2 separate regions of the Homo sapiens genome follow, and region 2 is linked to region 1. A link is an interaction called in ENCODE POLR2A ChIA-PET data of the cell type or tissue named here. Cell type or tissue: PC-3. All regions are shown on one strand. Each heading gives the region's core, and the rest is flanking DNA. Links, peaks and the distances in the headings are about the cores only.

Evidence for each region. Peaks named below come from ENCODE experiments on the same cell type or tissue, not always from the same donor. Only the 100,000 strongest peaks of a DNase experiment are listed, where the experiment ranks them.
Region 2: POLR2A ChIA-PET joins it to region 1 with 5 read pairs; 2 of 35 experiments call an interaction of 5 or more read pairs at or near these places.

The regions. Positions count from the first base shown.
Region 1 is chr18:22,762,143-22,767,530 of GRCh38, forward strand. The region is part of intron 3 of RBBP8-AS1 (RBBP8 antisense RNA 1); the gene reads right to left. Among named protein-coding and RNA genes, the nearest start is that of RBBP8, 170 kb to the right of the region's middle. In PC-3, for the core only: no CTCF peak of the experiment used is centred there; no DNase peak of the experiment used is centred there.
Region 2 is chr18:22,819,700-22,825,087 of GRCh38, forward strand. All of the region lies in intron 2 of RBBP8-AS1 (RBBP8 antisense RNA 1), which reads right to left. The region is part of intron 1 of LOC124904263 (a long non-coding RNA gene); the gene reads left to right. Among named protein-coding and RNA genes, the nearest start is that of RBBP8, 110 kb to the right of the region's middle. RefSeq lists an enhancer at 2,106-2,942. In PC-3, for the core only: no CTCF peak of the experiment used is centred there; a DNase peak (open chromatin) is centred at 2,542.

The DNA of each region.
Region 1 (5,388 bases), core at 242-5,241:
ATAAAAAATACTGGCAAACCAAATGCAGCAGCAAATCAAAAAGCTTATCCACCATGATCCAGTCTGCTTCATATCTGGGATGAAAGGCTGGTTCAACATATGCAAATCAATAAATGTAATCCATCACATAAACAGAACCAATGACAAAAACCACTTGATTATCTCAATAGATGTAGTAAAGGCCTTCAATAAAATTCAACACCCCTTCATTCTAAAAACACTCAATAAACTAGCTATCGATGGAACATATCTCAAAATGGTAAGAGCTATTTATGACAAACCCACAGCCAATATCAGACTGAATGAGCAAAAGCTGGAAACATGCCTTTTGAAAACCAGCACAAAGCAAGGATGCCCTCTCTCATCACTCCTATTCAACATAGTATTGGAAGTTCTGGCCAGGGCAATCAGGCAAGAGAAAGAAATAAAGCGTATTCAAATAGGAAGAGAGGAAGTCAAATTGTCTCTGTTTGCAGATGACATGATTGTATATTTAGAAAATCCCATCGTCTCAGCCCAAAATCTCCTTAAGCTGATAAGCAACTTCAGCAAAGTCTCAGGATACATGTGAAAAAAATCACAATCATTCCTGTACACCAAAAATAGACAGAGAGCCAAATCACGAGTGAACTCCCATTCACAATTGCTACAAAGAGAATAAAATACCGTGGAATACGACTTACAAGGGACGTGAAGGACCTCTTCAAGGAGAACAACAAGCCACTGCTCAAGGAATAAGAGAGGACACAAACAAATGGAAAAACATTCCATGCTCATGGTTAAGAAGAATCAATATCAGGAAAATGGCCATACTGCCCAAAATAATTTATGGATTCAATGCTATCTCTAGCAAGCTACCATTGACTTTCTTCACAGATTTAGAAAAACTTCTTTGAATTTCATATGGAACCAAACAAGAGCCCGTATAGCCAAGACAATCCTAAGCAAAAAGAACAAAGCTGGAGGCATCATGCTACCTGACTTCAAACTATACTACAAGGCTACAGTAACCAAAACAGCATGGTACTGGTACCAAAATAGATATATAGGCCAATGGAACAGAACAGAGGCCTCAGAAATAATGCCACACATCTACAACCATTGGATCTTTGACAAAACTGACACAAACAAGCAATGGGGAAAGGATTCCCTATTTAATAAATGGTGTTGGGAAAACTGGCTAGCCATGTGCAGAAAACTGAAACTGGACCCCTTCCTTACATCCTATACAAAATTTAACTCAAATGGATTAAAGACTTAACATAAGACCTAAAACCATAAAAACCCTAGAAGAACACCTAGGCAATACCATTCAGGACATAGGCATGGTCAAAGACTTCATGACTAAGACACCAAAAGCAATGGCAACAAAAGACAAAATTGACAAATGGGATCTAATTAAACTAAAGAGCTTCTGCACAGCAAAAGAAACTATCATCAGAGTGAACAGGCAACCTACAAAATGGGAGAAAATTTTTTCAATCTATCCATCTGACAAAGGGCTAATATCCAGAATCTATAATGAACTTAAACAAATTTACAAGAAAAAAACAACCCCATCAAAAAGTGGGCAAAGGATATGAACAGACGCTTCTCAAAAGAACACATTTATGCAGCCAAGAAACATGAAAAAAAAATTATCATCACTGGTCATTAGAGAAATGCAAATCAAAACCACAATAAGATACGATCTCACACCAGTTAGAATGGCAATCATTAAAAAGTCAGGAAACAATAGATGCTGGAAAGACTGTGGAGAAATAGAAACGCTTTTACACTGTTGGTGGGAATGTAAATTAGTTCAACCATTGTGGAAGACAGTGTGGCGTTTCCTCAAGGATCTAGAACCAGAAATACCATTTCACCCAGCAATCCCATTACTGGGTATATACCCAAAGGATTATGAATCATTATACTATAAAGACACATGCACACTTATGTTTATCGCAACACTATTCACAATAGCAAAGACTTGGAACCAACCCAAATGCCCATCAATGATAGACTGGATAAAGAAAATGTGGCACATAAACACCATGGAATACTATGCAGCCATAAAAAAGGATGAGTTCATGTCCTTGCAGACAACATGGATGAAGCTGGAAACCATCATTCTCAGCAAACACAGGAACAGAAAACCAAACACAACATGTTCTCACTCATAAGTGGGAGTTGAACAATGAGAACACATGGACACAGGGAGGGGAACATCACACACCGGGGCCTGTCAAGGGGTGGGGGCATATGGGAGGGATAGTATTAGGAGAAATACCTAATGTAGATGACATTGGTTGATGGGTGCAGCAAACCACCATGGCACATGTATACCTATGTAACAAACCTGAATGTTCTGCATACGTATCCCAAAACCTAAAGTATAATAAAAAAGAAAAAAATGCCCAAATACCCATCAATGATAGACTGGACAAGGAAAACGTGGCACATATACACCATGGAATACTACATAGCCACAAAAAAAGATGAGTTCATGTCCTTTGCAGGGACATGGATGAAGCTGGAAACCATCATTCTCAGCAAACTAACACAGGAACTGAAAACCAAACACCACATGTTCTCACTCATAAGTGGGAATTGAACAATGTGAACACATGGACACAGGATTGGAACATCACACACCAGGGCCTGTCAGGGGGTTGGGGGCAAGGGGAGGGAGAGCATTAGGACAAATACCTAATGCATGTGGGGCTTAAAACCTAGATGACAGGTTGACAGGTGCAGCAAACCACCATGGCACATGTATACACCTATGTAGCAAACCTTTATGTTCTGCACATGTATCCCAGAACTTAAAGTTAAATAAATAAAAAAGAGCCTGGGGGATCTCCTCAGGATCCAAGAAAGGACACCTCTCTGTCTGAAATGCAGAATGACAGTGATAGAAAAAACTACAGAAATGGTCTTCACTGACAAGCCCAATAGAGAATTCTTATCTTCAACAATTCTGACAGGTAGAATCCAGCTTCATTTTTACTACATCTGGGAATTGGGAGCTCCTTGCCACTTAGTGCAGACCATTTCCATATTTGAATAGTTAAATGTTCTGGAAAGCCTTTTGAAACTTGAGCCAAAGCCAGGTGCTGAGCTATAATCCTAGCTTTCCAGGCGTCAGAGGTTTCCATCTTGGGGGTGCAGAGGAACATATGATAAAATTAGGATGACCACCCATTCTGGTTTGTCATGGACTGTTCTGGTTTTAGCATGAAAGTCCTGTGTCTCAGGAAGCCCTATAATAAATAGGTCACAGGGCTAGAAATCACAGGGTTTCTAGTCACAGGACCTGAGTTACAGTCCCAGCTCTACCATTTAATCTGTTGTGTAGCTTTAGGCAAATCAATTAGTCAATCTAAGCCTCAGTTTATTCATCTATATGAGGATAATAATACCCATCTTACAGAGTTGATGTAAGGATTAAATAAGTAATATATAAGAAGATTTCAGCAGAGAGCCTTGTACACAGTGGAGACTTTTAAATGCTAGCAGATACATCTATAATGAGTATACTTTAACATATAGTGACCACAATTTCCCTTCCTTACAATTTCCAGTCATAAAGTTTCTCCCATCCTTTGAAATACTGCAGAACATATCTGATTCCTCTTCCAAATGAACACTCTTCAAATAGCTGAGGGCTGTGGCATGCTCCATACCACCCACTTTCCACTCCAAATCTATACCAGACTGGTCTCCTCTTTTCCAGACTAAATATCTCTAGTACTTTGACCATCGTTCAGATGACATGATTTCCAGAATTTTGTCCCTCTTATTAACCTTTTTGTAGATCTGTCATTTGTAAAGTGCAGGCCAAGAACTGAGCACAACTTCCTTGATGTTATCTGACCAGCACAAGGACATTTGGATGATTATCTCGTTCCTTCTGGACTCTCTATTTCCATCACATGACCTCAGGTCACATTAGCATTTTGGCAGCCTTAACCCAGTTGGCTTATGTTAAGCTGACAGTCAGCTAACACTCCTGAGCCTTTCTCTTGCTCTTATAAACTATTAAACAAAGTCTCCCTTGGTCTGGTTTCAGCTGATCCTTTAAACACAAAAGTTAGAGTCTAAATTTATCCCTATTAATTGTATCATGCTGGTTGCAGCCTATCCTTCAAGGTTGTTGAGATTTTTATGGCTCCTTAGCCTGTCAGCCAACATGTTAGCTGTTTTTCTCAGTTTTGTTTCATCTTTAAATTTGATAAGAATGCTTCAAACTGTTGATTTAAAATACTGAACAATTTAGGGCCAAGAACCGAACCATTTAAAAGTTTCATAAAGGTTAAGTCTGGTTAATATTAATAACTATTACCATTTGTTCAGTAATTGCTCTGAGCCAGATACTGAGTTAGATGCATTGGGAACATTATCTCATTTGATTGCAGAACTCTTCAAGATAAATATGATTGTCCTCTTCTTACAAATGATAAAACTACACTTATACACTGTTGGTGAGAGTGCAAATTAGTTCAACCACTGTGGAAAACAGTGTGGTGATTCCTCAAAGAGCTAAAGACAGAAATACCATTCGACCCAGCAATCCCATTACTGGGTATATATCCAAAGCAATATAAATCATTCCATACTAAAGACACATGCACATATGTGTTCACTGCAGCACTATTCACAATAACAAAGACATGGAATCAACCCAAATGCCCATCAATTATAGACTGGATAAAGAAAATGTGGTACATATACACCATGGAGTACTATACAGCCATAAAAACAAATGAGATCATGTCCTTTGTAGGAACATGGGTGGAGCTGGAGGCCACTTTCCTTAGCAAAGTAATGCAGGAACAAAATACCACATGTTCTCACTTATAAGTGAGAGCTAAATGATGAGAAGACATGGACACGTAGAGAGGAACAACACACACTAGGACCCACTGGAGGGTGAGGGTAGGAAGGAGCAGAGGTTCAGGAAAAATAGCTAATGAGTACTAGGCTTAATACCTGGGTAACAAAAGAATCTGTACAACATATCCTCATGACATGAGTTTAACTGCATAACAAACCTGCACATATACCTCTAAAGTTAAAAGTTTAAAAATAAATAAATAAAAATATGGAACTAATGAAATAAAACAAATGATAAAACTGAGACTCAGAAATGTCACATGTCTTACTCAAATTCAGACAACTAGTAAGGCTTATAGCTGCATTTTGGAACCAGGTTTGTCTGATATCAAAGTCAAAATTCTACAGTGCCATGCTGCCTTTGGAAGGGGAGCTGCTGAGACTATGAAAAAAGTCTTTAAGCCAAAGTCCTATTTGGAACCCCAAGGGTAGGTAAACCTTATCACTCTCTCCTTTCTGCCTCCCACTTCCCTGTGTCCTTCATCACAGTGACCCACCTTCGTAGGTTAG
Region 2 (5,388 bases), core at 180-5,179, 57 kb after region 1:
TAATCCAGTCTATCATTGTTGGACATTTGGGTTGGTTCCAAGTCTTTGCTATTGTGAATAATGCCGCAATAAACATACGTGTGCATGTGTCTTTATAGCAGCATGATTTATAGTCCTTTGGGTATATACCCAGTAATGGGATGGCTGGGTCAAATGGTATTTCTAGTTCTAGATCCCTGAGGAATCGCCACACTGACTTCCACAATGGTTGAACTAGTTTACAGTCCCACCAACAGTGTAAAAGCGTTCCTATTTCTCCACATCCTCTCCAGCACCTGTTGTTTCCTGACTTTTTAATGATTGCCATTCTAACTGGTGTGAGATGGTATTTCGTTGTGGTTTTGATTTGCATTTCTCTGATGGCCAGTGATGATGAGCATTTTTTCATGTGTTTTTTGGCTGCATAAATGTCTTCTTTTGAGAAGTGTCTGTTCATGTCCTTCGCCCACTTTTTAATGGGGTTGTTTGTTTTTTTCTTGTAAATTTGTTTGAGTTCATTGTAGATTCTGGATATTAGCCCTTTGTCAGATGCGTAGGTTGCGAAAATTTTCTCCCATGTTGTAGGTTGCCTGTTCACTCTGATGGCAGTTTCTTTTGCTGTGCAGAAGCTCTTTAGTTTAATTAGATCCCATTTGTCAATTTTGTCTTTTGTTGCCATTGCTTTTGGTGTTTTGGACATGAAGTCCTTGCCCATGCCTATGTCCTGAATGGTAATGCCTAGGTTTTCTTCTAGGGTTTTTATGGTTTTAGGTCTAACGTTTAAGTCTTTAATCCATCTTGAATTGATTTTTGTATAAGGTGTAAGGAAGGGATCCAGTTTCAGCTTTCTACATATGGCTAGCCAGTTTTCCCAGCACCAAAAAATAATCATTTTTTTATTAGGTGAACATTATTCTGAAAAGATGGCAATCATCTCAAGTATCTCTATATACATAAATATACCTAGATATGTGAATTAGCTAGATAAATGATAGCTATATAGGCAAATAAATTAAAGTTTAATAAACTAGAATCACATGAATGCTACATTGTCATAAAAAGCACTAAATATAAGTATTATTGACTTTAAAAGAAAAAAAACTGAAATGCATTAAAATAATTGTTTGGGTTCAGCTAAACATTTTTATCACCATAGAATATTTTGTTTTCTAAAATATCTCTCTAAGATTCAGAAAAAATTATAGAACAAAAAGTTTCAATTATTAAATAATGATATGTTTAATATAGACATTATCAATTGACTCTTTCCTAAACAAGTTAAGAAAATTAGCAAGCTTTCACTTCTTCCCACATACTCATTTTGGTTAGTTTTTATTTTTATATTTCAGGCTTTATAACATTTACATTTGCTTCTATAGCCATAATTCCTACAACTGTTAAGTCTTAGATAATATCTAAATGAAGCCAATAATCTCCACCTATTCTTTTGTAATGTCTTTTCCATTCCATAGCTCTATATTTTTAATTTATTCTTTTTTTTTTTTTTTTTTTTTTTTTGAGACGGAGTCTCACTCTGTCACCCAGGCTGGAGTGCAATGGCGTGATCTCGGCTCACTGCAACCTCCGCCTCCTGGGTTCAAGTGATTCTCCCACTTTGGCCTCCCAAGTAGCTGGGATTACAGGCGCCCACCATCATGCCAGGCTAATTTTTGTATTTTTGTAGAGACGGGGTTTCACCATGTTGGCCAGGCTGGTCTTGAACTCCTGACCTCAGGTAACCCGCCTGCCTTGGCCTCCCAAAGTGCTGGGATTACAGGCATGAGCCACCATGCCCAGCCAATTTATTCTTTGGTTATCGGTATTTTATCAAATCGTCTTTTTTCTCCAATAAGCTTTCATATGTGCCATATTCACTGAGTTATTGAATGTTTAGGAATAACTTTCTGTTACCGTTATGTACGAATTACAATTTGGCTGGTTATTATACCGTTTGGTTATATTTTCTTCCCTTAATTGAATTTGGCTATACAGAATATATATAAGTAATATATATGCATATATATGCATGTAATACATTTCTATATCATGTGTTTTATTACATTTTCTGTGCTGTTTTCTACTTTAGTGATACCAAATATCTTTCTGACATACCAGCCTTTTCACTTCTATATTATCCCTTGTCTAATTATTTTAATGTATTTTTTGCACTGATTCTCTTAAGTCTTTCTTCCACATCAGTAATTCTGTTTTAAGCCGTGTCTAATCTGTTCATTACCATATAAATTAGTTCTATAATGGTGTTGGTCTTCTGTTTTTTTTTCAGCTCTGTGAATTCTCTTTCATTTCACTCTGCTATTTGAGAGCTTGTTATACCTGTCATGTTCTTACTAAATCCTTCTATATACAAAACACTCAAGAATGTTTTTTCATTTTGATTATATTTTTTTCTAGAGAAGTTTCTTTCTAGTCTTTCACTGTCATATTCCTTTTTCTCCTTCAAAGCCCGACTTCTTAAAGATCTCCACTTGCTCAATTCTGACTCACTCCTAAACCATTTCAATTTGTTTCTGACCCCCCTATTCCAGCAAAAACTGCTCTCAGCGGGTCACCAATGACTTCCTTATTGTTAAATACAATGAACTTCAGTCTCACTTGTACCCTTGGCAGCATTTGTTGTGGCTAATCACTCCTTCCGCTAAACACTCTTCCCTTGGCTTCCATTACAACACACCCTCTGGTTTTCCTTCTACCTCTCTAATTACTTCTCAGCATCTTTTGTGGAGTTTTCTTCCTCTGCTTTTCCCTTAAATTTTCTGTTCTATAAGGATTATGCTAGAATCTTGACTCATTCTATAAACTCTCAGTGTTTGAATCTATCTACTCTTCTGGCTTAAATTACATCTATACACAGCTTCTAATTTATAGCTCCATTACCTAGTGTCTCCCCAGTGTATCTATTTATTGGACACTTTGGTCAAGTCCTAAACTGAACTCATAATCTTCTATTCCCAACCTGCTCCTCCTCTTCAGTTTTCTGCTTCTCTAAAAAGAAACTACCCGGTTGTTCAAGTCAGATACTTGGGGGTTATCTTTAACTCCTTGTTTTTCTTCTCATAGTTAACCATCAGGCCTAATGATTTTAACTCCTAATAAAATTATCTTAGCTACTCTCTATCACCACTGCCATTGCCTATCTCAAGTAACTATCTTCTATTTCCAGTTTTACTGCAATAGTCTCAAACTAATTTTCTAAAGTGGTTCTACTGAAATTCAAATCTGATCATGCCATACCCAGTACCCCTTAAAATCTTTCAATAACTGGCCATTGCCTATGAGATAGCCTCCAAACACCTTAACCTGGCATAAATGACCCTTCTCGGTTACAGTCTCTTGATACTTCTCCAATTTCATTTTCTGTTTCACATATATGTTCCGGTCAAGATAAACTACTTACAGTTCACTAAAAATAATCAGGTTCTCTTTCAGCTTTGCATGTTATTCCATCTACTTTAATCACTCTCACTCCTCCCATTGGCCTGGCTAAGTCCTAACCATCTTTCCACTCTTAATTTAGAAGTTCCTTCTTCTAGGAAACTTTCTTGGATTCCCAGTTTCAAGTTAAGTATCCCCCTCCTAAGTACTCTCACAGGACCTTGAACTTCTTTAACACATTCTGCCATAACAAAGTTGCCTTTTTACTTCTCTAGAAACTAGACTGTAAGTATCAAGAGGTGGGTATGGTGTGTATCTTGTTCACGATTGCATCCCCAACCTCTAAAAAAGAATGATTTTTGAATGATTGAATCAATAGGAGAATGTAGCTTTACAGAGAAAGAGAAGCAAACTAACATATAAACTAAAAATGCCTCTTCCTTAGAGAATGAAGGAAAGGATGAAAGAGTATATGCCTTGCTTTTGTTAGTTCTTGACAGAAAATGTTAGGCTTAATCAAATGGCATAGCCTCAATACTTGGCCATTTTTTACCTACAAAAATGACAATTTAATACAGCTCAACTTAATACATTTTGATGGTTTGACCTACATTCACAAACTATCAAACCTGGAGAAACCCAGTATCCTGATACCAAAGATGAAAGGCTAGAGCCAGACCACTAATCTTTAACCCCATTCTCTTTTAATCAGCAAATTTTGAGAAATGAATGAAGTATAAATATTGATGCATAAGACAGGACTGAAACATTTGAAGTTGAACCACTTTTAGACAAGACATGCACTGAACTGGGTGGCCTAAATTCTGAGACAAATGTTTCTGATTTCCCTGGGCGTAGCCAGAGATTAAGCCGATATTTTTCTTTAAAAGACTATCATTCATCTTCGACTAGTTCATGGGAAAGGAAGCCTCTTTAGAAGAAGGTACAGCGACTGGTTAACATACAATGTATTCATTAAAACCTCATATGCCAACTGGTGCTTAATAACTACTTTAAAAAATATTCATGGTGACAGAAATGGAAAGATTTAGTGCCTTCATATGAATAAAAATGTTCAGATTCTTTATTAAAGTTTGCTTTAATAAAGTGGCTTCTTTTTTAGGATTGTTATTCCCCTACCATGTATACTAATACATTCAAGAAAGGTAGAGAGAACTTAAGGTATGTTCTATTTCATATTCACCTCCAATAAAACCACTAAATTGGATGAAAACTAGAATTGTCACTTATTCTCTAGCAACCAAATAAATTTTATAAAGCTAGACATTGGTCCTAAATTTTCTTTATATCATCTTTTATTGTTAACATGGTTAATCTCTTCTCAAATAGGGAGGCTATGTATATTACCAAAAAAAATTGGAGCAATGAAAAAAAACTAGTGAAATCAAGCAATAGCCAAACTGGATCATTTATGCTCCAAATGTTCTTTTCATCCGCCAGTGTTTTTTCTCCAGACATAATCTTCCACATAAGTACAGCCTTATGCTAAACTGACATAATTCCAATGTTACTAGTTGGTTTTGTCAATTTAGTAGAGTAAAATCCAGTAATTTGGGATTAATGAAACAACTAATTGAACTGTTACTTTTCACTGGCTGTGTTAATTCAATGTGATACAACACTGTCATATGATCAGGTCAAACCTAGAAAGAATTCATTTGCTCTAAAAAGTGGGCAATTCACCCATAAGCACAGAGTATTATTATAGAAACTTTTTCCCCTATGATCTAATACTAGACAATTTGAGCCACTGTGTTAAATTAACATCAAAATATACATTCAGACCAGAATGGTAGCTTACAAAGATGAACTCTTTTCTCTCTTGTTCACTTTTGTTTGCCTAGTGCCTACATTGTAAGCATTCAAATAATATTTGTTGAATGAGTTAATTAATGAAAATTATTATCATCAGTTGCCTATCCTATCCAGACAAAACATTTTGTCTATAGAAAATATGACCAATAAATAACATTCTATGTGTCAGGATCTCCCAAC